Regions from separate parts of the Mus musculus genome. Here region 2 is linked to region 1. Evidence: chromatin loops called from intact Hi-C (ENCODE). Cell type or tissue: left cerebral cortex. All regions are shown on one strand. Each heading gives the region's core, and the rest is flanking DNA. Links, peaks and the distances in the headings are about the cores only.

The links. Peaks named below come from ENCODE experiments on the same cell type or tissue, not always from the same donor. Only the 100,000 strongest peaks of a DNase experiment are listed, where the experiment ranks them.
Region 2: a loop joins it to region 1, with 6 times the contacts of the local background. A loop is called at or near these places in 6 of 42 quality-filtered maps.

Annotation. Positions count from the first base shown.
Region 1 is chr12:24,563,069-24,578,044 of GRCm38, reverse strand. Grhl1 (grainyhead like transcription factor 1) reads right to left here and starts at 5,758. Exons shown (of 16, transcript NM_001161406.1): 1 at 5,587-5,758; 2 at 1,945-2,131; 3 at 1-25. The coding sequence starts at 5,606. In left cerebral cortex, for the core only: a CTCF peak has its summit at 6,014; DNase peaks (open chromatin) are centred at 2,973, 5,140 and 5,865; H3K4me3 peaks cover 2,687 bases; H3K27ac peaks cover 1,864 bases.
Region 2 is chr12:24,489,352-24,504,327 of GRCm38, reverse strand. It overlaps Taf1b (TATA-box binding protein associated factor, RNA polymerase I, B), which reads right to left and starts at 5,747. Exons shown (of 15, transcript NM_020614.2): 1 at 5,679-5,747; 2 at 3,794-3,892. The coding sequence starts at 5,696. It also overlaps the pseudogene Gm16372. In left cerebral cortex, for the core only: a CTCF peak has its summit at 4,108 (motif pointing right); a DNase peak (open chromatin) is centred at 5,714; H3K4me3 peaks cover 1,257 bases; H3K27ac peaks cover 856 bases.

The DNA of each region.
Region 1 (14,976 bases), core at 2,871-10,870:
CTGATGACCGGCGCTCTCTGGGGACCTAAAGTGTCAACATCAATGAGAGGGACTCAGTCCTTATTCAGGGGAGAAGCCTTCTTCACCTGAAGAAGAAACCTTTCATTTCTCAGGATGCTCTTTGGTTCACTCATCTCCTGACTACCTGCTGAGCCCTGGGCAACATCTGCCCTCAAGGAGCCAACAGTCTGATCACCACAGCAACCGGTAAAGAGCAACTGCCAAATAGACTTGTGGGATCACAAACTTACTTTATAGTGGGAGTAAAGATTTCTTTCTTCTTTAAAATTTAAGGTATGTATTTTGGTTTTTTCATGTATGAATGTTTGGCCTGTACCTATGTCTGTATACCACATGTGTGAATGGTGCCCAGGGTCAGAAGAATGCATCGGATACCCTGGAACTGCAGTTAGAGATGGCTTTGAGTCACCATGTGGGTGCTGGGAACTGAACCAGGGTCCTCTGAAAGAGCAGCCAATGCTCCTAAATGCTGGGCCATCTCTCTGGCTCCATTCCACTCCTTGTCTGACTCCCCTTTTCTTTGCCCCAGAGCTGAAAAGCTGGAAAAATGACACTGGTACACCGTGACATTAACCCAGCTGAGACATGGTCCAAACAGGCACACACGTATTGCTGAGATGTGTACAGTGTTTTGCCATGCAAGAATTCTTTCATATTTCACCATTAACAACAAAATAAAGATGGCTCATTGGTTAAGAGTGCACAATGCCCTTGCACAGGAGTTTGGGACCTGACACTCACAGTAGGCAGCTCACAACTCTAGCTCCAGGGAATCCAACTTCTTCCAGTTTCTGTACTCATGTACAGAAACGTGCCTATACATCCTCATATGCATACACATAACTAAAATTACATAGACCTTTGTTAAAAAAGATAACACCAAGTACTCTTGGATTGACTAGCAATCTGTTTAAAGCACTGCTAGTTATCAAGTAATAACAACTGATGCCTAGGACCAACCAGTTCAAATGGCCATCCCTGGGCGTCTGCTGCTGGACAACGCCAAAGAGAAGGTGAACGCAGGCCACACCCCAGCACTGGTCTGTGGCTGAAACCCTAACTGAATGCATCCGAGCCGCTGGGCTTGAGAGTCAAAAGTGACACACAGGCTGGCCTTACATCCTATGCCCAGTATGATACAGGTCACCAGTGAGTGGCAACTGAATTACTAGAATTCCATTAAGAACCATCAGGCAGAACGGTATAAAAAACCCACACATGGTGCACTTGAGAGTGAAGGCTAATTCAGCTGTCTAGCAACAGGCAAGAAAATGTATTCTGCGGGCTGGAGAGATGGCTCAGTGGTTAAGAGCACTGACTGCTCTTCCAAAGGTCCTGAGTTCAATTCCCAGCAGCCACATGGTGACTCACAACCATCTGTAACGGGATCTGATGCCCTCTTCAGGTGTGTGTCTGAAGACAGCAACAGTGTACTCATATAAATAAAATAAATCTTTAGAAAAAAGAAAATGTATTCTGATCTTAGAACCAGGTCCCAGAATTGCAAAAGTGTGTGTTTCCCCCAGCGGCTCCCAAGGCTTTGTAAAAGCAGCTACAGAAAAGGCGGTCACACTGATCACTCAGAAGGGGAGAGCACAGGTCAGTCAGCAACAACCCTTCCCATGACACCCGAAACCAAGTCTGTTAAAATACTCAAACTGGGGGAGACAGGCTACTACCTCCTTTTATTAGCAGCGTCTCCTTCAGCGAGGGCCAGAGCAGCTGTTTAAAAACCACCCTTTGATTCTATGATCGTAGATGCTCAGCTTTGAACCACCAAAAGCCGGGGGACTCGTTAAACTATTTATAGTCACTAGAGAAGCAAGCATCCTGACATTCCACCAGCAAATGACTGTTTTATAGGCTGCTGAATCAGGTGCGTCTGAGCATGGCGTTCGCAGCTGTAAAGAGCCCGCAGCCTACCTTGTAGTAGTCATAGAGCAGGCCCAGCGCAGCCGCGCTGTCTTCGTCTCCGTTGATGCTCATCATCGCTTTGGTTGCCGCAGTGAGAGGGTTTTCCAGGAACGACTTCCAGGCTTCATCCTCACTGGTATAGGAGCGCCGCTGTGGGTAGAGGGCTTCATTCTGAAGTACCAGCACGGGCCTTTTGCTTCAGAGGAAGAAATTAAAAAGTTAAATCCATACTTCCTACAGCCAGACAGCTTAGAAGCTGTATAAAAACAAAACCCATAAAACCAAAAAAAAAAAAAAAAAAAACCAAAACAACAAAAACCAACACCCAAAACCAAGCTAAATAAACAGTTCTTTGACATTCCTCTAAAATAGGACACACGGCCCTGTGCCAGAGCAACTGCTTAGCATGAGCAAAGCACTGGGCTCCATCTCCTGTATCAGAGTCAATTAAATACCAACAGCTTCTGAAGGTCTGTCTGAAGGAAACGCAATAAAGTTAGTGAAATGGCGTCCACACTCCTCTTAAAGATAATTTTGGAATAAATACAAAAACATTCAGAAAATTCAGATTTGGTTTACAAAACACTTTTTCTAAAGGCGTATTTTAAATCACCCTGTGTCACGATAGCTACATCAGTAGCCTTAGCTTTAGTAAGTCAGATGAAGACAGGCTCAGAAGGCAAGGCAGAAGGAAGCCCCCCCCCCCCCCCCCCCCCGTCAGAAACACTGAGATAATACTACCTGTCAAAATCCAAAACTAGTCCCAAGAAGACACGGGGCTATTTACATATTTATAACAGCACATACGGGATACAGCGAGGCATGGATACAGTTTAATCACACTCAAGCAGGCTGCGACATGTGACTTCCCCCTTCCCCAGCCAGGGCCATGTCTTTAAACAGCTCCTTCCGAGAAACAGGGGCAGGAGGAAGGGACGGAAAGCAAAAGGGAGATTTCACTTAATCCTTCAGGGTATATGAGAAAGTTAGAAGACTTCTGTTACCAGCAGAAGGAGACTGGAATGTAGCCAACGGGGCCTATAAATCAGTAAAGCCGCCTAATCTTCTGGCATGGGAGTGAACTGCTCATCTTAGAGATAAACACTCAGCCTACAACAGACGAAGGCACAGGATGAAAATCGGCCTTTAAGAAAAACAGTGGACAGTTAGGATTTTAAAATCTTTACATGGGCCCAGGGAAGATGGCTCAGAGGTAAAGGCACTTGCTCATGAGTCTGATGGCCTGAGGGTCCATCCCTGGGACCTACATAGTGGAAGAAGAGAACAGATCCCTTCAAGTTGTTCTCTGATTCTTAAAGACACACACACACACACACAGAGAGAGCAAATTAATCACTTAAAAGTCTTCATTGGCTGGTAAGATAGTTCAGCTGATAAAGGTATCTGAGTTAAATTTTTAAAACCCACATGGTTGATAGAAAGGCCTTGCTACAAGTTGTCCTCTGATGTGTGTGTGTGTGTGTGTGTGTGTGTGTGTGTGTGTGTGTGTGTGAGAGAGAGAGAGAGAGAGAGAGAGAGAGAGAGAGAGAGAGAGAGAGGGAGAGAGGGAGAGGGAGGGAGAGGGAGGGAGGGAGAATATGTTGGGAGGGTGAAGGGAGTGCCAACACCAACTCATAAAATAAAATAAATAAAATGTAAAAAACCTTTACTAGGCTTTAGGATTAGAGGGCCTGGCTAAGGTGTTGTGCACGTGACTTCTCTGCTCTGGGTGAGGGGGCTTCCTGGGCTTAATCTCCAGTGCTCCCTTCCCCCCAAAATAAATACAATCTTTATTAGTTTTTCACACCAGGCAAGGACCATTTCACATTAACAGCGCAGTTTGTGGGAAAAATCCAGAAAACGAATGGTGAATTTAGTGGCGCTTTACAGAAGGTTTAATTTAAATAATCCAAGCAAAGTCTACTGATTCCAGAACCTGGAAATGTCAACAGTCTCAACAACTGTCCAGCCGGTACTGTTTAATAAGTCAATAGAAAGAAAAAACGGAACATTGACTTCAGCAAGACGAGGCAGTACTTTTGTGTGTGTGAGGGAACAAGAACGGAGGTGTCTGGAACTTATCTGAATTATGGCTGTCCTGGCCCAGGTCTCGTTGCAACACACGAATGAAATATGTAAATGGCCTGGAGGTGACCTACCTTTTCTAAAAGTGAGTGGAGAAAGTCTGATTATCTTCTCAAGTAATCAACAAAGGTTAGGGCTTGGCAGTCACCCAAATCCTTCAAAAACAGATATAGGTTTAGAAGAAGAAAAAAAAGGACATCTTTGAAAAGGGGAGGAAAAAAGACGAGTCTGAGGGCTTACATCTGGAAGCAGCTTATTATTTTGAAACATAAAAAGAATCAAGAAGGCTTATCTTTATAAATCTCAAGTTTTATCCGAAGAAAGCAATACACAACCTAGCATTCCCCGCAAGCAAGCCTTTGGGTCCTGAGGCCGATAGAGATGGCGGTTCCGGTTCCGTGGTGAGAGTCTCTGGTGTACTGCTGAGCTATTATTAATAGTCTAATAGCCACTTCCAGAAGACTCTGACAGCAGTTGGCTCGCTCAACAGTCGTAATGCTAGTTTTTCAAGCTTCCCTTCTCCCATCCCATCCAACATTGGTACAAGCATCAGAAAATAAATATTTTCCAAGTGGCTTTATGTCTGCAATTACCCTGAAGGCATTTTATATTTCCAAAGTATGCCTAAGGCCAAGAGGCTGGCACTGGGACTTTTGCCTAGTCAGTAAGTAGAGAAATAAACACATGAACAATTGCAGCCCACTTCTTCAAGAAGAGCAAGTTGTTGCTCCGGCCCTGAAGGTTCATGGGTGTTTTCAAATGAGCCTCAGACCTTCAAGAGTTATAGGTCAGGATTCTAAAAGGAAAGCCGAGCACTACCTGAACTTCATTTTCTACAAGACAAGATTAATCTCTTACTGATTCCACACTCAGCTAACCTTCATCAGAAAACAAGCATGAGAAAAATCCACCCTTAACAAGTTAACTATGAAACCAATTCTTCACTCCAGATTTACTGAGCCGAGATAAGACAGACTTGATCTTTCAGAACATCTTCATATTTATAGAAAAGTTGCGAGTAAAATCGAGAACTGCCCCCACACAAGTCCTGCCAACGTCTGATCACATCTTACATCATCACTGAACATTTCTCGCTGCTTTCTTATGTCCCAAACTCTAAAAAGCAATCCCGATTCGACAGTGGTCTCTAACTTTATCACCCTGCGTGCAGTTTCTTCCTCTTGATATTCCCAAACGGCAAAAATAGTCTTCTGTAATTACCATCGGTGATGCAAGGGCCCAAGAACACCCACAGCAGATTTCTCACACAGCAGCCGGAGTGAAGAAAACGCGCGGGCAGCGGACACTTCAACCTTCCCCTAGATCTCTCGCTCCGGCAGCTCCGCAGGTGACAGGAGGCTGCCCAGGGTCCACCCGTCCCCACCGGTCCATGAGCGCGGGGCCCGGGAGCCCGGGAGCCCTTAGACGACAGGCCGAGTGTCCCCCCCCACCCCCTAGCCTCGCCCCACCCAGCCTGTCCTCCCAGCTCCCGGAACCCGCGCCGTCGCCGCGGCAGGTGCGGTGGCCCCCGGGCCCTGGCCGGACTCGCGCCCGCGCCTCACTCACTTGTCGTACTCCTGTGTCATCGCGCTCGCTCGCCGCTGCCGGGCCGCAGAACTGGACTTTCGGGTTGGGACAGTACACCCGATCCGGGGGGAGGAGGCGGCGGCGGGCGGCGCGCGGCGGCAGGCGGTGGGTCCGGAGCGGCGGCCCCGACGGGTTGGGTTCGCTTTTCTCGCTCTGAGCCGGCTCGGCGCGGGCTGCGCGCACTGGGCGCTGGGCTCGGCCTCCCATTGGCTGGCGGAGCTCCGGCCCAAGGCGGAGCTTCTGGAACTGGGAGGAGGGAGCTCCTCCTGATTGGTGAGATGGAGCTCTGGGGAGGAGCCTGGGGGCGGACCGGAGGGCGGGGGCCACGCGGTGCTCGGCGGTGCTCAGCGGCGCTGGGGAGCTTGCGCGCGGCTGGCCCCGGTGGCGCCGGCCGGTAGTGCCGCCGGCGCCGAGAGGCTTCGGCGCACACCCGCGTGGGCGCGTTTCACCTTCCAGTTCTCTCTCGCGGTCAGTTCTCCGGCCCCAAGGCCTCTGCCTGGGAAATACCTAGGGAATTTCTTTGCAGCTGTGCAGGTTTGGAGGTTTCCTTCTGGTTCATCTCTCAGTGCCCACCATGTGACAGTCGCCAATCTGCACAGCCTCTTAATAACCCACGTTTCCCCGGCCAGCGGTCCCTGTTTATTGGGCACCTATCAAGTGTCAAAAGCATCACTCTAAGACACCTTCCCAAGCCCCAGAGGTCCCCACCAGCCTCCTGAGGGCATCTGAACTTGCTTGGCTCTTCATCTGCCCAGCGCTATATTTGGACTTTAGCATCCTCAACCCCTACCTACTACCTGTGTGGTCTTTCTGTTTGGCCAGCTCCAGATTGGCTTCCACTTTTTCCTCCCATATCCTAACCCCTTTTTAAACCATTTTCCTATGGGTCGGTTTCTTTAACCTCAGCCTCAGGCCTACAACAGTAGAGACAGGGACCTAGACAGAGAGGACAAGGCAGAGACAGAGCAGGCAAATTTTCCTGCCTCCTAGAGCGTCCTACTTTGAGAGTCACGGTGACTCCTTTGGTGTGCGGAGAGAGATGGCACTCTTTGCAGGTGGATGGGGAAAGTAGAGTGGAGCTCTCTGGGTTTAAAGATGTAGATGGCGAGGGGGTGGGCATAAGGGTGAAGGCACAGCTATAGACCGTGATAGAGGAGACACGAGTGTGTCCACTGAGGAGCTAGGAAAGCAGTGTGGCCAGAGAGTAACTGGGCACTGGTGCAAACTGTAGAGCCCCGCGGGTTTCTGTAAGGCCTTAAGTGAGGAAGCTTTGAAGGACTTGCGGTAGGGCATAGACAGACTTCACTCGTGTTTTCAAATAATCTGGTCACTGAATGGTAGGGAATCAGCAGGAGGCAATTTCAAAAGAGACAAGCAAAAGATAAATAGTAGCCAGAAGCATGACCCGGGGTGATGGGACACTGAGAAGGGTTTGAATTCTAGATGCCTCTGTGTTCAAACGAACAGGATTCTCTGAGACCCAAAGGGCAGGTTAGAGAGCACCTCTGACAGATGGTGTGCAGACAATCCCAGGACTCAGGAGTTGAGGCAGGAGGCTCTCCAGTTCCAGGCCAGGCCCAAAGTGAAACTTTGACAACAGCAACCAAAGTCATTCTTGTTCAGAACGACCAGAGGTTTCAGCTGAGCAGCTGGATAGAGTGACTGCTGCCTCTGAGATGGCGAGGGACAGCAGACATAGCAGTTTATAAGTGGGCAAGGGTCCTGTTTAGGATGTGCTAAGTTTAAAATTCATTTTCCTTCTGAGTACATGAGTCACGCAGATGGATACTAGACTGGAGTTCCAGTGGGAGATCTGGACCAAAAATTGACCTCTGGGCAAGATCATCCTGAGGGAAGAATTCAAAGCCTTGAAATGGCTGAAGCCCTAAGGCAGGGAGGAGCCCCTGGGTCCTGGAGCCTCCAACATCAAAGGCTCAGAGGGAGAAGAGCCAGGAGAGCAGAGAGGGCAGTCAGGTGAGCTGGGAGGCCACTGAGAGATGATGGACCAGGGAGACAGGTGTGTTCTTGCTAAGGGCTGACCATGCCTTTGTCCTGTGCTAGCTGCCTCTCACCTCCCAACCCTGTGTTCTCAGTTCTCTGAGGTGCTAGCGCTCTAGTCAGTAACCACAGACATGATGCTCAGAGCGGTTTCCAGCCTCTGTGCTCAGCCCTGGGGCAACTCTGGGGCCTGGGGCCTGTTCTTTCTTTACTTGATAGTTTCAAATTTAAGAAAATTATATATGTATGCATACACACATAAGCACAAATGCACACCAACACAGACATGTCTCCATACTCTTGCCAGGGTGGCCCTTCCTAAAACACCATCCTATGTCATCCCCAATAAAGCCTTCCCTTCCCAAGTCAGCTGATATCCTGGAGGTTGGCAGACACCACTTTGCTCAGACACCACAGACTTGGGAGCACTTCCACACCCCTATCTGGCCTTCCCGAGCCTTGGCCCAGTGAGCCATCCACAATGCTGACAGCATAGTTCCAGCACGTTTACCATGCCCTGTTTGCCATGTCTGAGATCTTATGTGAGCTTTCCCAGAGAAGGCATTGTTTTGTCAGTGCTGGGTCCCCAGCACTGGTGTGTATATGAAAAATTTCCTGGAGACAGTTATCAAATGGCACAGTTTTCTGTAGGCCCCCAAGACCCTGGATTTGTCTCATTGGCCTATCTGTAGGGCTAAGTTAAATGACCCTCTAGTATTGAGGACATCCAGGAGCAAGTGTCTGACATATGGTAGGTGACAAATATACAGGTCTAATGAAGACAGGCTAAGCCATAAAATCAGAAACAGAACAGGAAGGTCCACTGGTATTAGATCATAGCTATAGTAATTTAAAATATAGGCCTTAGGTATGGTGGTATACAGATGTAGTTCCAGCACTTGGGGGGTGGAAGCAGTTGTTCTTATCTAGATAGAGTCTCAGGCCAACCTGGACTACAGGAAACCCTGTAACAAAACAAACACTGAAAAAAAATAGGTCTTGTAAGTAAACTTCAAGATAGTTTTATTTTGTTTATTTCTAATGTACTCTGAAATTCAAGTCCACATCTGTGAGCTGTTAGCATTATGTCTTTATTTTTATTATAAATTATTTACTCGTAGGTATTGGGGGTTCATGTGGGAGCACGAACTGCAGCATGTGTGTGTCGATGAAAGGACAACTCGTGGGAGTCAGTTCTCTCCTCCCATCATAGGGGCTCCAGGGATCGAATTCAGGTCCTCAGGTTTGGTGACAAGCTCCCATACCCACTGTGCCATCCTGAAGGCCCTTATTTATACATTAACATTATTTCTAATCATAGAAAGTAATACATACAGTTCAAGATAAATAAACTAAAGAAACAAGTAAGGAAGGGAAGAAAGACATTTAAGCAATAGAGAAGAGCTAGGGTTCAAACAGGCTGTTTCACCCACCATCCCCAATGTCCTGAGAGAATGGTAACTATTGTGTGTATAGTTCCAGATTTCTCTATGTGATTGCAAGCATATGTCTTAGCATTTTGCTAAGACAACTTATCACTTCTTACGGTTTCCAATTTTCATGTCGTTGTGGTGAAATCTGTATTTCTTTGATTTGGTGTGTGTCAGAGGCTAGTGGTGAGTAGTGAGTTTTCTCTGAGCTTTTCACAATCACAAACATTCACAATAAACATCCTCCCGAGCACATTTTTGTATGCTAGGCCAAGTATGGTCATAGGATGGATTCCTAGAATTGGAGTTGCAATTTTAAAATTAACGTTCTTACTCTTTTATGTCTGCGTGTGTGTGTGTGTGTGTGTGTGTGTGTGTGTGTTTGTGTACACGAGCACAGATGCTAAGGTACATGCATGGCGATCAGCCGACATTATGAAGTTAGTTCTCTCCTTCTGCCTTTATTTGGGTTCCAGGGATGAAACTCAGGTTTGCAGGCCTGTGCAGCAAGCTCCTCCCGCCATTGATCTAGCTGACAGCAGCCCACAGGTGGACTGTTTTAGATCTTTACAGACTTTACTGTTTCTTAGTTACGAGTAGAGCTTATCTTTTAGGAGGGCCTTCTTAAACTTAAGAATGGGATAGCGCTGTTGGTTTCTGCTTTGTTTTTCTGAGATAGAATCTGGTGGTTGTATGGCCCTGACTGGTCTCAGTCTTTCCCGCCTCAGGCTTCTGAGTAGCTGAGTCCAGGCATGTAGCAGTACACCCAGCTGCCTCCTTCTAGTTATTTATTTTGTGGGAATGTGCTTGTTGCTTTTTGCTCTTTTTGGCTTTTTGTTTTTGTTTTTTGGGACTCACTTTGTAGATCAGGCTGACCTCGAACTCACAGAGATCTGCCTGCCTCTGCCTCCCCAGTGCTGAGATCAAAGGCGTGTGCCACCACTACCCTAATGTGGCTTGATTTTTTTTTTTAGGCAGGGTCTCATTGTATACCCCTTAAACTCATGTTTCTCCTGTCATAGGCTCCTCAGGAGCTGGGGTTATGGAAATGTCACAGCACACCCAGTCAATGGCACTGTTTTGAAAAGAAGATTGTGTCCTAAGCATGGGTGTCAGAGTAGGGGACTCCACTGGACCTCTCCCAACTCAGTGCAGATTGTATGGTAACAACAAAGTCTGAAAACACTGCGTCACGGTTGGCTGCACATTGAGAGGGTCTTGGCACACATGTTCCTCCTGGCTAGTGGTTTGCTCACAACACAGTTTCTTTTCTCTGGGCCTCAGTAAAAGAAAACTCTTGGACAGGTCATGTGTCCCATCCCTGTGTCCCAGGGCTATAAGATTGGCTGCTGCGACCAGAAGCACCCTGGCTATTGCAGTTCCTTTCCCATCTGCCCCCAACATGCTTCTTAATTGATACCCCAGTTGAAAGCTTCCAGCACACTGTATTCTTATTACTGTGTCCTCTGGGCATGTGTTGAGTTTTAGCATCTTTTCCTGGCTTTAAAGGCCAACTTGCTATGCCACTAGAATTACTCCCAGGGTTCTGCTCACTGTCCCTCATTAGAGATCACAGCTCAGGCTGCTCTGCACTCTCATAAGTTCAGTTCCACACGACTATGAGAGACCAGGATTCAAATCCTAGGTCAGCATCTCCTTCTGTCTTGAGCAGGCTGCACCCTCATGGTCCTCAGTCTCCATTTGGAACGTGAGGGAAGTAGTTTTGAGTGTTGTGGGTTAACTGGAATGATGGATTTCGAGAATTCCCCACAGTGGAGGCTGTGTGTGAGAGAGTGTGACATCAGTGCAGAAGTGAGGCTATTTGGGAGAAGGAAGTGATCCAGAGAGGGGACAGTAGGGGGGAGCTGGCATTGAAGGAAAGCCGAGTGACACAATGTATGAGAAGGTTACAATGAAGCCCGCACTTGCTTTAAACATCAATAAAGATACAGTTAATCTTAAAAATCTCACATTGCCTGACACATGGGCATTTAAAGATGGTTTCTATCTCCTCTAAAGATCCTGAGCCGGCTGGAGTGTAGCACAATAGTAGAGCTTGCCCAGAAAGTGCCAGGGCTGGCATTCAGTCTCCCGAGTACTCTCTCTGCACTCCAACAACACAAACATTGTAAGAGCAGGAACCTATGGACTTAGTCCTTGGGAATGCCACCCTTTGCCTCTGAAGGCCATTTGCGGGGTTCACTGCCTTCAGTGATTTTAGGCCAGATGGAAAGGCAGGTAAGGAAGGGACAGCTCAAGCGGCCCAATAAGAATGGCAGAGCCTCTGTGCCAGATCTCTACCTGCCCCACCCAGCTCACCGTCTCAGACCTCTGCCAGCCAGAGATGAAGGACTTTCCACTCCGGGGAGCAGGGTGTGGGAGGCAACGGAGTTTGACTTTCCCCACCTTCTCTAGCTTGAGATGTAGGAAGCTGCTTAACCTTTGAGTCCCCTGTGAGCAACCAGGCCACAATCACTATTATTATTAAAGTTTCAAAAGAAAAATATCACAAATTGCACATTGTGGGGTATGCCTGTAGTCCTACCACGTCAAAGGCTGGGGCAGGAGGTTTAGCAGGTCAGTGCTAGTATGAGCAGTACAGTAAGACCCTCACAAAGAAAACGAAAGAAAAGTTAGATGTCCTGTACAGTTTCAGGCACTTAATGAATATCAAACTTACAGCCTTCTGGAATTTTCCTTATAGCACAAGCTATTTAGAGGACAAAAACTTTATCTCATTTTTTTTAAACTGTTAAGCATATTAACATCAGTGGTCATTGTTATTCAGGATGGTAATGACATTGGTCCTCCTTGGGGAGTATCAAGTGTCCCCAATCAGACACACCCAAGAACCTCAGAGCCTTAAAGCTGTTGGAGGTAGTTTGAGGCCATCTCTCATAGATGGAGAATTCGATGTAGAGAGATAATTAGTTTCAGAGTCTCAAAGCTGGAAAGTGCGAGGTGTGTACTTCAGCATCTTGTTCCCAACAACACATGTTCTAAGGTTTTGATGTTTCTGCCTGAGATTCCAAGATTAACCCATGTCCCCCATCGTAGAGCTGTCTGGACATGTTCAACATGGAAGAGCTGCAGCTGGTACTTTCTGGTGACAGTATCTGGCTCTGTGGTTGTCCAAGCAGTCTCAAACCTTGAGACCACTCACTCAAGGCTTGTATTCAGTTTTGTCATCCGTCTGCTCTACTTTCAAATGTGACAGTTGTCGTGAGCATGCTTGCTGGAGGCTTGCTCCCTTCCCCCAACTCGCCTGCCATTGCCAGGTCTACTAATCTTGGGTGAGTCTCGTCAGGTACCTGGGACTTCATCCAGACTCCAGTCACCCAAGCAGTCAGCTGTGCTCCTGTTTGTGAATGGAGAAGTGGCTCCGTGGGATAGGGTGTCACCCGCTTACTGGCAACTACAAGAACGAGGATACCTCACATTCTTTTGTTGTGGCTTCGCTGTCAATTGATCATCCCAGCAAGGGCTCAGCAGTTGCAACATAACTACCAGAAAGCCCTAGGCTCAGAAGCACAGGCCTGAACCTCCAGAAAGCCCTCTGACCTGTGACTAACAGTGAATGGGTGTAGCCATCAGATGCGGTGGCACTTGAAGAAAGCTCCCAGATGGGGTCTGAGAGGCCAAACCATGCTTGCTGGTTCACACAGCCACATTTACTTCTTGAAGTAGTAGCCCTAGTAATAACTAGTGGTCAGAGATACAAAATACCTAACCGTGTCATGTTTGATTGACGTCCCTGGGAGGCCTGCCCTTTTCTAAGGGGAACAGAGGAGGGGTAGATGGGGAGGGAAGGGGGTGGGAGGGAGAGGGACTGGGTGGAGAGGAGGAGAGGAGGGGAAACTGCAGCAATATATGAGAGAATAGATTAATGAAAACAAAACCTACATAGCTATTTAAAATCGTTGGAGCGGGCTGGTGAGATGGCTCAGTGGGTAAGAGCACCCAACTGCTCTTCCGAAGGTCCAGAGTTCAAATCCCAGCAACCACATGGTGGCTCACAACCATCCGTAACGAGATCTGACTCCCTCTTCTGGAGTGTCTGAAGACAGCTACAGTGTACTTACAGAGCATCACATACATCTTTGTACGAGGGGCAGGGGGACAACCTTGCTTTGTAGGTGGAGAACAAGCAAGGGCCAAATGAGTCAGATGGCTCAAATGGCTCAAAGTTCATGCGTCAGTGACTCAGTTCTTACAGTGACTGCCCTGCACTGACCATTTCCATTGCTTGAAAATCACAAGTATTTGCTTTCAGTTTTATATGTCCTCTCTGGATCATGACTCTCAGCCCAGTGTCTGGGATACTGAGTGACATCTGTTGATGCTAATTGGAGTAGAGAACTACAGACTGGAGAGGGAGGGAGATGTAGGACATTTGGCAATAGACATCAGCGAGGAGAAGCCTGTTTGAGGAACTTTGTGAAGGCTGACTGGGAGCAGACAGTGCTTGGTCGGACTGAAGTGTGAGCACATGTTGTTCTACTGCTTTGGATCAGGGAGCTCGCCCGGCAATGCTCAGCTTAGATATGCTTTAATCCTCTTTAACAATATTCAATCATTTTATCAGTACTGATGTTTTGCAGGTATGTCTGTGCACCACTTGTATGCCTGGTACCCACAGGGGCTAGAAGAGGCTGTCTGGTCCTCTAGAGCTGGAGTTACATATAGTTGTGAGCAGCCATGTGGGTGCTAGGAATCGAACCCAGGTCCTCTGGAAGAGCAGCCACACTCTTAATCAGTAGAGTCCATTTTGACTTAAATGTGTGGTGGGTCCTTGGTGTCTACCTTTGAAGCTACCTGCATTCTTAGGAGTTCTAAGTTTCTCAGCCCAGAGTCTCCTGGGCCCTCAGAGCCAGCCGTGGGGATAACATGCTGAGCTGGCCTGTCTGGTTTGTGGCACTGGACTTATGTGTGCGCAGCTGACCTGACCCTCACTCTCCAGTTGCTCTGTATAGAGCGCCATATACTGCACAAATGTCATTTATTCATTGACCGCTTGTGTGTTCTGAGAACAAGGAGCTCTCCCCGGGGAGCTGAGGTGGGGAAGGCTGGCTAGAGATGACATCTAGGCAGGGTTTTCAGGGAGGAAACGTATTCTTCTGGGAGAGGACAATCCTGACAGAAACTCTAGCCCCGGCAAGAGCCTAGGGCGATGAGATGTCACGGCTTGCCTGAGCTGAGCAAGCACGTGAGGCAGGAGAGGAAAGCGGTACAGGAGCCATGGTCCAGTGACAAGCCACTGGGTCTCTAGACAGCAAGGAGCCATCAGAAGATCTGGAGCCCCAGAGTGCTAGTAAATCTATTTTTGGAAAATTGCTGGCTGAGGTATGATAAGTGCCTGAAGAGACAGGAGGTTTTGCAATCCCCCTTGAAGAGTGGTAGAGTGTCTATCTGCGCTGGGCAGTGACACTGTGGGGCTGTGTTAAGACAGGATGGAGACTGGACAAGGTCATTTCCCCCTAGAGAGCCCTGTAGCTGGTAGATGCTCCAACTATGTAATGATGAAAGGGGGCTAACTGCTCCTCACCCCCAGTCACTGCAGGGTACTTGGCTTGTTTAATGAACAGACTCATCTGTGTCCTTCCAAGTATTGGTTTGGAGTCACTCAGCTCTTTAAGATTAGATGGGGGAAACTGGTATTGCTTTCATGGCCATCAAATAGCTGTCTCCCAGCAGGAAGATGGAGCAGGGAAGGCTAGAGTTTGAGCTACATGTAGGAGGCAGGGGACACCTCTGAGGGAGACCAGGTTTGGGGTGAAGGTGGGTGAGGTCCTGAGTATTTCTGTAGATAGAGGCCAGTGTTCTCATCCACACCACCCCCAGATGAGAAAGGCAGCTCTGTGAGTAAATGCAGCCCAAGGACTCTGGAGCCAGGCTGCCTGTGATCAGATCTTGGTTCTTTGGCTTCCTGTTTGATCCTAAG
Region 2 (14,976 bases), core at 2,634-10,633, 73 kb after region 1:
GCCTGTGCTACATGGACCCTCCCTCAAAGCAAACAAAGACAACAAAAACAAGCAACTCCCTGAGTCCCTGCCACCCAGGGAGGCTCAGCCTCCTTCAGCTTGGCTGTGTGAACATTAATTCAGAAAGGATTTTCATTTACAAAAGTAATGGGTGTGGGGAGCATGCCTTTAATCCCAGCACTAGGGAGTCAGAGGCAGGGCCAGCCTGATCTACACAGTGTGTTCCAGGCCAGACAGCATTACAAAGTAAAACCCCTATCTGAAAAAAAATAAATCAATAAAAGCACTTTTTATTTCTAATAAAAAGAACTTTAAAATGGTAATGGTACCATTCATAACAAACTGATCAGTACCAACAGCTATCAAAGGCAATTATCTCACACTGACTTTCTTGCAACCAAAAACAAAATACTGAGTCTTATTTCTGGAGAAAAATAAAAAATTTAAAATAATGAATAATATTAATATATTTTTCTAAATTTAAAGATTGAGAATGAAGCTTATCTTAATTTTTTTGGGGGGGGGGTTCCAGATAGCCTGGGAAAGCCCTTGCCCTTTAAGCGCTAGAGTTCTAGGCCCTACTACCCCTTGCAGAGTAAGTCTCATAAGAATAAAAGGTACAAGATGAGGAGTACCCCAGCAACCTAAGATGCCCAAATCCTAGTCCAATCCCCAAGAGCCAGCCTGGGCTGCATGAGACCAATCTCAAAGATAGTAAGAGACATGCCTCTGACTATAGGATTTCTGGGTGCAGATATTGTTATCAAAGCACTATGATATACGGAAGAGGCTATAGTGAGAAGATAAGACATGCCAAAATAACACTGAAGTTATCTAGAAAAGATAACTGTCAGAGGTGAAAGGGGCTTTACACTTGAACTATGTAAGACATAGAACAACAAAAAACTAGAAGGCTAACACCGCCATGGTTAGATCGTGGAATATTCACATACTTAATAGAAAGCTGTGACACTTTGAACCACACAGTAGAAACCACCAAGACAAATACTCAGTAGTACTCGCAAGCATCCCTATCCCTTTCCATACACTGAAAAACAAAAGACTGGACGAGAGCTGCTGAGTGTAGACTGAGAGTGTCGGTGACTTGGGCTTCCACATAGTTTTCAATCTCCTTCAATGAGCATGCACTGTTCTTACAAAATCTATTAAACTCACATAATTTAAGCCCATACTAGTATTAAATACTTAAGGATTTTCAAAAAAAATATATGTCATCTAAACTGGCCAGATTAAGGACCTTAAGTTCTTTTTCCTGACTAAAACACACCAGGAAAAAAGCCTTCCACACAGAAGGCTTTGCTGGGATTGTACACAGTGCCAAGAGCTTGAAGAATCACACACAGTGCACTGAGGGGAGAGGAGAGAAGCAGACCGTCAGGAGAGCTGTATCGCAGCCTCCACCTGTCCCAGGCTACTGACTCACTGGTCATTCTTCACCCACTGAACTTCAACAGCACCACACTACACAACTCCAGGAAGCACAGCTGAACACTATTCTGTGTGCTGAACATGCCTGGGTTAGTGTAAAGCCAAGAGTAACAATTGAAGTTGTATAACTTCCCTCGGGTTTGCCTATTGTGTGGAGGGCAGCTTCTCAGGGTCACAGCCTTTTACAAAAACACATTGGGACCAGGGCTGTAGTTAATAGGACACTTGTCCAGCACACAGAATGTACTAGATCATGCCCCTGAACAGTAGGAAAAGAAAAAAAAATGTCATACACCTTCAAGAACTGTACATCCTCACTCCCTTGGGTTGAGACTCTTAAATATAGAGCTTAGTAGTAATATTATATTTGTTTCAAACTAAAAATGATGGTAATTGACTTAATCAGACCAAACCAAGAAACATCAAAGATAAAGATAAAAGAAGTCATTAGTTACGGCTATTCAATGCCTATAAAAATAGTGCCCTGACTCCATCTGCAAATGGAGACTCCCCCATTATGACATCCCACTCCTTCACTATGTTTACATTTGAACCACACTATAAAATTAACACTGACTAAACCACTGGAGCTTCAGTGAGCATCAAAGCACAGGATAAACTGCATACATTTCAAGTGTAATCTGATGCATTTGTGTACATGAGCATTTATATATCTCGATGGGACATGTCTGCACTGCCATGATCAAGGAGATCACTGCTCCCTCATTGCCCAGTGTTTTAGTTAAGTATATATCTGGGCAATATCCTGTCTGACTAACGAGGAAGCAAACAAGCACCTGAGCTATAGACTAAAGAAGCCACCTCAAAGGAACACCCTGTGTGGGGCAGGAGGGACAGCTCAGGGCCGAGAGCATGCCCAGGTCTTGCAGAAGACCTTTGGGTTCCATCACAACCATCCCAAACCCAGCTCCCCCTGCTGGACTCCATAGACGCCTACACTCACACGCACATGCACATACCCATACATATACATACCTTTTAAAAAGCAAAGTGCTTTGTGAAACTGAGTCATCTGCTAAATTAGCTATGTGTCTTAAGGTGGCTTTTGTTGTTGTTTTACATCTTCTGCGCAGATTTTGAGTTGTCTGAGGTGGGAAGGCACGTCAGTCCCTATCATGCTCTACGTTGGGGCACAGTCTCTCTTCCACCCCAGCTAGCCCTTCTGAATAAGTGCTGAAAGCAGTGCTTATTCCTTCTTGGCTCTGCACTTCCAGCAAATCCTTCCCTATGAAAAACAGTCATGGCACGTTTAGCTAGTCCAGCATCAGGCTGTCCACACTCTGTTACTGGCCTAAAGGTATGCTCACCAGACCAGGACCTAGAACTTTCAGGGTGGAGATGGCCCCGAACACCATGACTACACAATACAGAGTGACAATCTTTAGTTTAAGAAACAGGCATGATGGGGTTAGAAGACTCAGATTCAAGTCTTGTCCCAAGTCTTTGTACTCCTGTGGCATTAGCCACAAACTCAACTGTGTCAGGTGTGGTGGTGTCAGGTGTGGTGGTGCGTGGCTTGGATCCTAGCTCTCTTGGATCTCTAAGTGGGAGCCCAGTCTGGTCTCCATAGTCAGACTCTGTCTTAAAACAACAACAACAACAAAAACCACTAATGACTCCTGAGCCCTGCTTACTCTCTCTGGGCATACTGTTGTATCTCACAGGTTGTTGTGAAGCAGAAATTACATACTGGATGAGAAAGTACTTGGTAGGTTGTGAGGAACTACACAAAGATACATGGTAAGGAAGCCTGGTTCCAATATGCCCAACAGTCCCCCTGCATTCTAACACTCCATCCTCCAAATCTCTAAGCTGGTACAACACATTAAAAACTAATAAAAATATCCTTCAAGTATAATGTTAAATACTTCATGTTGGGCATGGTGACACATGCCTTTAATCCCAGCATTCAGGAGGCAAAGGTAAGCAGATCTCTGTGAGTTCTAGGCTGGCCTGCTCTACAAAGCAAGTTCCAGGACACCGAGGCTGTTATATAGAGAAAACCTGTCTCAAAAACACCAAAACCAAGCAACCAACCAACCAACCAAACAAACAAAAAACAACAACAAAAAACTTCCATATGCATATAGTGTAAATGAAACATTCATTTATAAATGTGACTCAACGTAACTTTAGAAGTTCATCACCAATCTAGTTTGCAAATTTCTTAATCTAAGACTGTGCTCTTAAAGCCTGTTTCTATTCTTGGAATTCAGCCATTGAGTGAGTGATACCGATGCACTGTTTAGGAGTCAGGCCACATACCACCCGGAAACTTCAATTTTGAGAACATAATCAAGTTCGTGAATGGCACATTACTTACATCTGTGACATTGTGGCAGGAAGTACAGTAATATTTGCCTTCATCGGTAAGGCCCCAGGAGACAGCAGCACACTGAGAACAGCGGTCTCTGAACGCTTTCTGTGGAAGATAGAAATCTGTTATTGTCGGGCCAACACACTGCACCATGGTTCTGAACTCTACTTCCAGTGTTCCTGGCAATTTCATCCCCCCAAATTAAAAAACAATCAAACTAAAAATACACAGACAGTATCTATAAATAAGGAGAATTTAGTCTCTCTCTCTTTTTTTTAAGATTTGTTTATTATTATAAATAAGTACACTGTTGCTGTCTTCAGATGCACCAGAAGAGGGCGTCAGATCTCATTAGGGATGGTTGTGAGCCACAATGTGGTTACTGGGAATTGAACTCAAGACCTTTGGAAGAGCAGTCAGTGCTCTTACTGGCTGAGTCATCTTGCCAGCCTGAGTCTCGTCTCTTTAGTAGCATGAAATGCAGTAACTATTCCATAAAACTACTGAAATATACAGAGTGAGAACAAAGAAAGAAAGGTGGACAGGGCTAGATTGGAAACAAAGATATAGGTAAACTCTCTGGGAGAGCTGAGGGAGAAAAGGATGACCCACCGTATGGATGATCAAAGCAAACAAAGATTGAAAACACTGTTGACTTTTTCTTTGGGGCACTGAGGCAGATGTGTCGAGTTTTGATTTATTCATCCAACCATATAAAGGGTATCAACTGTATGAGTACCAAACGTTTAACTGGGTGCTTAGGGGTTCTACTGGAAGCAAAAGGAGCATATGGTCCACTTATGGTCTATATGGATTATAATTTTAGGTTTATCAATGTATTATATAGACATTATTACATTTGTCATGGATACAGATAGTATCTACTGTCTACCTTGAGTCCCTCTATCATTATTCTGTCAGTGCACACACAGAGAACTGGTTCCTAATTCTTTGGTGTTTGACTTATGGGTCAGCTACTGAATACACCCATCATGTTCACAGTGCATGCAAAGTGCAGCAGCTTCCTAACCACTCTTACAGTGAGGTGTGGGCACGTGTGCTGGATAGTTTTGTGTCAGCTTGACACAAACTGAAGATATCTGAGATGAGGGAAGCTCAATTAAGAAAAATACCTCCATACCATCAGGTGGCAGGTAGGCCAGTAAGGCACTTTCTTAATCAGTGATTGATGAGGGAGGGTCCATCCCATTGTGGGTGGTGTCACCTCTGGGCTGGTAGCTCTAGGTTTTACAGAACCTGGTAAGCTGACCAAATCATGAGGAGTAAGCCAGTAAGCAGCACCCCTCCATGGCCTCTGCATCAGTTCCTGCCTCCAAGTTCCTGCCCTGTTCTTTAGATGATGAACAATCATATAGAAGTGTTAGCCCTTTTCTCCCCAGCTTGCTTTTTTGGTCATGGTGTTTCATCGCTGCAATAGAAACCCTAAGATAGCAAGCACATTAGAACGTCCTCGGCAAGAGTCTGGTGTCCGTACCCTAGACAGGCTGACAGGGATTACTTGGAGGCAACCCAAGTTCCAGGTCCTGCTCTTCCTCACGCGCAACCAGCATCAAAGGGAGCTTTGCTGGGTGGTCTCCTCCAAGGAGCCACGGGGGTGGCCAACCCACAAGCCCACAGTTTCATCCTCTTTCTGGCCCACGGCCCCTCTGAACAAACACTCCACCCAATCCCACCCGCAACCTCCCAGAGCGGACAAGCAGCCAGGTTCCGGGGCCCAAGTGGCCACCGCCCCTTCGCTCCGCCCCCTATGCGGGTCACCGCCCCGAGCCGACGCCTGCCCTGGGCGCTGCTCCTCCTCCTCCTGGCTATCCCTGGCCCATTGAGTTAGGGAACGCGAGTGGGAGCTGCACGCGTTCCTCTAGGTCCTTACCACCTCCTCCACATCCATCGAGGCTCCGCTGCAGACACCGTTACCCAAACAGCAAGCGCCGCTTCCGGGAGAGACGGGGAGAGCGCTCCGGTCGGAAACACAGCCTCTGCCTTTGCGTTCCAGGAGTCTTCTGTGCTGCCCTTGTGGGACTCAAGACCCAGGTTTCTGGCAGGCAGTACAGGACCAGGACCAGGCCCCAGTGACAGAGCTCAGACCTACGAGGATTTTCTGTGGTTTTGTTTTTGTGGCTCTGGCTTTCCCGGAACTCAGCTCAGGAGACTACACTGGCCTTGAACCCCACCTGCCTCTGCTTCCTGAGAGCTGGGATTAAAGGCGTGTGCCATGACTTCCGGCTTCTGGGTTTTACAAAATGTGTTCTCAGTGTTTGAACACAGGTTGTTGAACTAGAACTGGTTGTCTATTTGAAATTTTTTTTAACTTCCCAGATCCTAGGAACCAAACCCTCCTAGTGCATGCTCGCCAAGAACTCCACACCACTGAACATCCCCAGACCAAGATTTCTAGTCATAACTCTATTTCTTTCTTGTACCTTCACCTCCTCCTGTGTAAAAAATATATGTTTGCCTATGAATATAATTATGTCTCGTTTAATAAATTCTTAATACATTTATCTCTTGTTCCCTCGTTGAACACACTAATCCCCTGCTTCATTCCATAAACTAAAGTTGTTTTAGATTTTCCTGTGAACAAAATAAGTCTCCACCTTTGTGAACATTTATATCTGTTTATTTAATTGTTTTTGCTTATTTGTTTCCAGACAGGGTTTGTCTGAGTAGTCCTGTCTGTGTTGGAACTCACTTTGTAGATCAGGCTGGCCTTGAAGTCAGAGACATGTGTTTGCCTTTGCCTCCTGAGTGCTGGGATTAAAGGCCTGTGCCACCAGAGCCTGACATTTGTTTTAGATACTAAAAATTCTTTCCAGGGGCAGTAGAGAAGAGCTGAGATGGATTTCAGATGATAAGGTCCCCAGCAGGGTAGGCTGGGATATGTCAAGGATCCTGCAGCACTCTGGAGAACAAAGGAAACTCTTGATATTATAGATGTTAGAGGGAAAGGATCTCCAAGCCCAGAGGAGAGGGGGTCTCTGCAATTTGCAAATTAATGAAGGTACTAAAAATAAAGGGTCATAATTTAGAAAGCTAAACCTATTTTGCCTCCTCCCACCTTGGGACTACTACGTGCTAGGAGTTTAGTAGTTTACAGAGGTACTAAATAAAGTGAGGCTAATTGACTTTAATATCAATACTATGGTAGGAAGAGACAAAAATAAGAAAATCATGGGTTTGGAGAGATGGTTCAGCAGCTAAGAGAGCACTGGCATCTCTTGTAAGATTTCAGTTTGATTCCCAGCACCCACATGGCAGCTCACAACTATCTGTACTCTAGTTCCTGGGGATCAGGTGCCATTATCTACTGACGTGGGTACCAGGCACAGACATGGTGTACACATACATGCAGGCAAAACATTTACACACATAAAATAAAAATGAAATAGGGAAGAATAAGGAAGACATGTTAAATGCAGTGAGAGGGGTGGTCTGGAAAGGTCTCACTGAAGAAGGATCTTTAATGCAGATACACATTTTTTGTTTGAGAATCTGTTTTATGAAAAACCCTAAGCCAGTACATTTAAATTTTCTTTCCAAACAGGGTTGCTCCGTGTAGTCTGGGCTGTACTGGAACTCAACCTGTAGACCAGGCTGAACTCAGAGATCTGCCTGCTTCTGCCTCCCAAATGATTACAGGCTTGTGCCACCACTGTCTGCCTACATTTGAATGTTTCAAAGGAAGCTACTTTTTTTCTTTAAGAAAACAACATTAGCCAGGCGGTGGTGGCACACACCTTTAATCGCAGCACTTGGGAGGCAGAGGCAGGCGGATTTCTGAGTTCGAGGTCAGCCTGGTCTACAAAGTGAGTTCCAGGACAGCCAGGCTACACAGAGAAACCCTGTCTCAAAAAAAAAAAAAAAAAACCCAGAAAAGAAAAAAGAAAACAACATTATTTAAAAATATACAAGAAGAAATAGAAAAATCTGAATAATCTGATAGCTACTTCAGAAATTGTCTTAGGGCTGTGACGTCACTCAGTGGCAGTGTGCTTGCCTATCATGTGGAAGACCATGAGCTCAAGCTCTGAGACTGGAAATAAATGAATAATAGAAACATCAGCAAGACAAAGAAAAGACAAAAAGTGTTGACACTCCTCTGCTCAGGAACGGACTTACAGAACCAGAATTCTATATGAATCAATAATGAACAGTTAAAAATGGGCAAGAGACAAGACAGTAGAGTATGGTAGTGCTGCAGGTCTTTTTTTTTTTTTTAAAGTTTTTTTAATTAGGTATTTTCTTCATTTACATTTCCAATGCTATCCCAAAAGTGCCCCCATACCTCCCCCTCCGCATCCTGCTTCTTGGCCCTGGCGTTCCCCTGCACTGAGGCATATAAAGTTTGCAAGTCCAATGGGCCTCTCTTTCCAATGGTGGCTGACTAGGCCATCTTCTGATACATATGCAGCTAGAAACAGGAGCTCTGGGGGACAATAATAGTGGGAGACTTCAACACACCACTTTCATCAATGAACAAATCATAGAAACAGAAACTAAACAGGGACACAGTGAAACTAACAGAAGTTATGAAACAAATGGATTTAACAGATATCTACAGAACATTTTATCCTAAAACAAAAGGTAATGCTGCAGCTCTTAATCACAGCTCCTCTGGAGGTTGGGGCAGGAGGATCATAAGTTCAAGGCCAGCCTGGGCAACTTAGCAAAATCAAAGTAAAAACAGAGCTACAGAGGGTAGATGTAGCTCAGTTGGTGGATCATTTCCCAAGCAAGCACAAAGCCTTCCATTTAGTCCCCATCTCTGTGTAAAACAAGATATGATGCCATACATACATACATACATACATACATACATACATACTTGAAATCACAGCACTCAGGAGGCTGAGGCAGGAGGATCATGAGTTTGAGGGTTACCTAGGCTACATAATGACACCTTGCCTCAAAAAAGGAGAACAAAATGCACATGGGGAAGAGCAGTGATGGAGAGAGAGGGGTAAGTTCTGGATATAAGCAAAAGGCAAACCTGGTAGGTTGGGTGAGAGAAGAGTTAAGATGGTCTGGACCTGTCAGCATCTGACCTGCTGTGAGAAGATGGTTAGCCTTTACTGAGGCAGAAAGTCTTCAGCATCCACACACAGTACAGTGGAGGAGAAAGCAGGATTTCGTTTGGGTGTATGTCTTAGTGGTTCTTGTCCCATGTTCATGTGGGGACTCTGAATACCACGCTGAGTAGGTGAGTTGGATATTCAGGGGAAGAGGCACCACCGTGGGTATGAATTTGAGGATAAAGACTGGAGGATATCACTAGGGTAGGGGTATCCAGACAGGAAAAGGTCTGAGAGAGAATGTCCTTGATGCAGAAGGAAAACCAGCAGCATGAGTATCCTGGAAGCCAGCAGTGTCCCTGAGGAAGAGCCACCACCCTCAGCAGATGCTCTTGAGACCTGCAGTCAGGGGAAGATGGGATCTCCTTCCCATCTACTGGATGACGGATGGATCTAGCCACAAGGGTCAGTAGGGAGTAAAGTAATGTGCTGGCTAATCTCCATTGGCAGCTTGACTGGATTGAGAAATGGTTGGGAGACCAGTGAGACACATGTCTTCGAATGTCTGTTTCCAGAGATGACTAACATGTGTGATAGCAACGGAGTGAGGAAAGACCCTCATGAATGTAGGCAGCTCCATCTTAATAAGCTAGGGACCTGGAGGGATCTGAAGTGGGAGGAGGGAGCTCCCAGCTCCCACAAACTCCATCATCCTTCTCTGCAAATCCTTCTTGCTGCTGTCATTACCAAAGGACATCAGACCCCGTCTGCTTCAACTTTTCAACATGATTCATACCAGCAGGCCTTTAGGGAGCCTGCAGGCTTTTAACCTTACACTTGGGCTGCATCTTTGAGCCCCTTGTTCTGAAGCTTCCAGCTTCTTAGATACAGAAGCCATGAGGTTATCAGGGTCCTGATGTGCAGACAACCATTGCTGAATCACCCAGCTTCCAATGAGCACTAAGGGTGCCCAACCTTCTGACACTGCAGCTTGACACTGTCATCTACAAAGTTTACACTCAAGAGCTGAACAATCAAGTTACCAGAAAAAAAAATCCACAACTATAAGCTGATTCAATACATCCTGTATTAGGCCTCCACCATTGTGGGCTGTACACCTGACAAACTTTCTCACCTTATATTTCTATAAGACTTCCACAACCAAACTATTTCTGATGGAGAGACAGAAGCAAAACTGGTCTCATTCTCTAATTGACTAGAATGAAAACTCAAAACAAAATCAGGGCTAACTCCAAGACAAGACACTGGAGTAGAGCTACACTTACTCTCAGGATTCATGTACACGGCTGTCCGTGCTGAATCACGATCATCCATCCTAGCAAATGGCTGCCAAAGTACTCATGTCTGGAGACATGAGCATGCTTAAGTGCAGGAACAAACTGGCTAGATTAGTAATAAATCCGTAGAACTTTTTGAACTGCTAAAACACACACACACATCCTCATAATGTTTTAAATAAGCTCACAATTTTTTGTTGAGCTTCATCCATACGAATTTGTGTGAGCTACATTTGACCCACAGACCATGAATTGTACATGCCTGTAAGCTGATTCAACACATCTCCTATCATATGTCTGTGTGTGTGTTGTATTCTATCAGTGTGTGTGTGTGTGTGTGTGTGTGTGTGTGTGTGTGTGTGTGTGTGTTGTATTCTATCAGTTCTGTTGCTCTAGAAAAACCTGAGTACTGAAACCAGCTTCAGTGGAGAGTTGGGGATGAAAGTCTTTAAGAATGTGTTTTAGGAGCGGAAGAGGGAAGTGAGTCGGACCAGGCTAGGCTCGCTAAAGGAGAGGCACCGCAGAGGGGCAGGCCCCCGTCGCGTCGCGATCCGGGATGCCGAAGAACACGGTGTCGTCGGCCCGCTTCCGGAAGGTGGACGTGGACGAATATGAGGAGAACAAGTTCGTGGACGAGGAGGACGGCGGCGATGGCCAGGCCGGGCCCGACGAGGGCGAGGTGGACTCGTGCCTACCGCAAGGAAACATGACAGCTGCTCTGAAATCCCCCCCACCCCCCACTATTAACACAAAGAGCCAGGCAGTGAAGGACTGTGCTGGCAGCTACGTCTTGAAGGTGCTTATCTCTTTTAAAGCTAATGATATTGAAAAGGCAGTTCAGTCTCTGGACAAGAACGGTGTGGACCTCCTAATGAAGTGTATTTATAAAGGCTCTGAGAGCCCATCTGACAACAGCAGTGCTGTGTTGCTGCAGTGGCATGAAAAGGCACTTGCTGAGGGAGGAGTGGGGTCCATCGTTCGCGTTTTGACTGCAAGGAAAACCGTGCAGTCCAGCTGGAACTGGACACCACTGGACACCGTTCACAGGAGTGGGAGTTGCTGGTACAAAGACCAAAACAACCAAATGGCACCGCTGCCCTGTGGGTAGCATCTGTCTCTCTCAGCTTTGCCTTCTTGCTTTCGTTTTCATATCTGTAAAGAAGAAAATTACAGTTTCCTTTAATGAAAATTGAAATAATGCGGAGAAAATTTTGTCTCAGTGGAGGTGTTTGATTCTTTCATAATCATGTCAATAATATGTATCCCATTCTGTAATTTATATTCAAGCTTGATTGTGCAGTTTCTAACTCTGTTGACTGGTTTAAGGGTTTTACTTTATTTTTAACCAATACTGAGAAATGTGATCAAAGTTGAGGCCAGTTTCCTAACTCATTGCTGGTCAGGAAGTGATCTTTATTTTTAAAAATGAGAGACTGGCAGCTATTAACATTGCAAAACTGGACCACACTTCCCTTATTTAAGCAAAATGTGTTTCCAGAGCAAGTAGTGGGTGAGCCCCACTACCAGTTTCCAGCTTTCTTTCCGCTTGCCTCCAGATGATGCTATAAGTGTAAGTGTGCTACTTCCTGTTAGCATCCAATTTTCATGGCCTCTCAATCTCTTTGTGGTGACCCAGGGTCCGGAGCAAGGAGTCTTACTCTATATAAATGTATTTACACAATATAAGCGCCTCTTTGGCACAAACATCCCATTTCCTTCTGGTAATAAGGCTGCCTGGGGAAACAGTCCCAAGTCAGAGACAGGCCTCCAGCAGCCTCTGGATGAAATACTTTCATCAGAAATAAAGTAGCTGCCTTAGCCATTACACAGGTGTTCACTGGAACATTTCCTATGATTTCCCGAGGACGTCTTCAGTGCTCTTCAGGTAATGGGGATCTCAGAAGATTTGGTTCTGATCCAAAGACACAGTCTGTGTTTCAGCTCAGTGTTTTTTGTTTTGTTTTCAAGACAGGGTTTCTCTGTATAGCCCTGGCTGTCCTGGAACTCACTCTGTAGACCAGGCTGGCCTTGAACTTAGAAATTCGCCTGCCTCTGCCTCCCAAAGTGCTGGGATTAAAGGCGTGCACCACCACGCCCGGCTAGCTCAGTGTTTTTTAAGAAAGAAAAATGCCACATAGTAAAAGAAAAAAAGTGTTTACTTCTTTGGACAAACCAAACTGATTCTCAAAAAATGACTGGTGCTTGTAAAAAGTTATTACAAAGTAGTTCCGAAACCAACCACCTGAATGTGCGTGGCCAAGGGGTAATCAGCCTGCTTGTCTTTCCCTAAGATGCCAACTCCAGAGTCACTGACTGAGGTGAGAACCAGCACAGAAACTCTATAAACTGCTGTTTTTGATACCTGCTTTTTTTTTTTTTTTTTTTTTTTCTTGGTTTTTCGAGACAGGGTTTCTCTGCATAGCCCTGGATGTTCTGGAACTCACTTTGTAGACCAGGCTGGCCTCGAACTCAGAAATCTGCTTGCCTCTGCCTCCCAAGTGCTGGGATTAAAGGTGTGCGCCACCACGCCTGGCTGATACCTGATTTTTTTGTTTTGTTTTGTTTTGTTTTGTAAAATTATGATAAACTTCAGAAAATAAAATGTCAGTGTTGAATAAAAAAAAAAAGAATGTGTTTTAAAAACACAATCCCACACATTGTTCTCTGACTGGCACACACATGACATGACAGTTATATGTGTGCACACTTACACACTAGATAGATATCTAGATAGATATCTAGATAGATAGATAGATAGATAGATAGATAGATAGATAGATAGATAGATAGACAGACTGACTGATGTAATTGTGAAGATCTGCTGGGGGCTAGAGAGACCGCTCAGTGGCTGAGAGGCTACAGTGCTCTTGCAGGAACCCTAGTTTGGTTCCTACATGGGGGAGCTCACAGTGACACTGCCCAGTTCCAGGGGATTTTTGCTGTCTCCCAGCCTCTGTGAGTGTCTTCACTCACATGCCCGTACCCACGTACAAATACAAACACATAATTTTCTTAAGAAGAAAAATAAAATCTATAAAACTAGAGAAAACCAATTCAAAGGAGAAAATACTTGTAAAAAGGGAGAGATCACAGGTATAAAATGTATGAGAGAAGAGAGAATTGAATAAGAAATACTGCAAACGACTATCAGCATTAAGTATGCCCCGACTTCTGCTGCTCTCTTTCCTAAGTCTTTCCTTTGTCCCAGATGGAGGGATTCAGTGTTTCAAAAGTATCCTCCAGGACTTATTCTACTTGAAGTTCTAAGTCATCCCATGCGTACTTCTCACTTAGAAAGAAAGTGGGTAACTCAGCTCATCTGTGGGCCTCGCAGATCTCTGGATTATTTTGGATTATTTTGCCTTCAGCCTCCCAAAGCCTTCTATTGGGAAAATGGAGTCTTTATGTGGACATTCACAATTTCATCAAAGATGATGGCAATGACCCGAATATAAATGCATACTCTGTGTGTATAAAATAAGAAGCCTGCCTGCAACAGGATGTGTCCCTCTGCCTTCAACTTCCACTGGTAAATCTGGCTGGTGAGGGAGACAGGGGAGTGAGTCTCACCCAGAGCTCTGCTGACATCTCTTCCAGAATGCTTTTACTTTTATAATTAAATCAGTAACTCCTTCAATAGTTACACAAATATAAATGTACCACAAAACATTGTTTTTAAATTCTTCATTACATGAAAAAAATTATCTGGGGTGGGGGTTGGGAGTGCCTGCCATGGCACGCCCGTGAAGGTCGAAGGACAACTCTGTAGGAGTCAGCTCTCATCTTCCACACTGTGGTTCCTGAGATCAAACTCAGGTCAGCAGGACCCTGAGCTATCTCTCCAGGCCCCACACATTTACTGTCTGGAATATACTCTCCTTGGTGCATATTATCATTAGATGCTTACCACAGAAAGTTTTCTGCATTTCATTATTGAAACTGAATCTTTAATCAGGAGTAAAAATTAGGAGCATTAATATTTTTATCCACCTCTTTAGTAAATCTTCAAAGAGCCTATGTGATCTAATCTAAAAGTTGTTTCTTTGGAATTCTCATCAGTATTTTCTAGGTCTTTCCACAGCATTTGTCATTTGGCATCTCGGCCATGTTTTTTATGGGATGAATGATAGGAGCCAGTCAAGTATGAAATGTCACTTTGATGAGTGTAAATGCTGTGACCATGTAGCAGGATGTGTCCTTAGGATGACAGGGAGCAGGGCATGAAGAGAGGTTTACACAGTTGTCAGTAAGACAATTCTAAAGATGGGTCTGGGGATGGTGAGATAGCTCGGTGGTTAAGAGCACCGACTGCTCTTCTGAAGGTCCCGAGTTCAAATCCCAGCAACCACATGGTAGCTCACAACCATCTGTAACAAGATCTAACGCCCTCTTCCGGAGGGTCTGAAGACAGCTATAGGGTACTCACATATAATAAATAAATAAATCTTAAAAAAATGGGCCCATTGAGCAGAAATGGGGATGGTATGAGAGCCTCATAAGAATAAAGGAGAAGGGCTGGAGAAAGAGCTCTGTGGGTAAAGTGATTGCTATGTAAGTGTGAAGCTTGGGCTCATGGCAGCACACACTTCATCCAGCACTGGAGGTACAAAAATGAATGAAACCTAGACGCTTTCTGACCAGCCAGCCAGTCTAGTCTGAATGGGGAACTCTGGGTTCAGTGAAAGGCCCTGTCTGGCAAAAATAAGGTAGAGAGCAAGAGAGAAAAGACTCAACATTCATACACACACACACACAAACACACACACACTCGCACACATACATGCATACACCCCACACACATAAACATACACACAAAGAATAAGGGGAAACCAAGCATAGTGGTACATAAATACAATCTAGC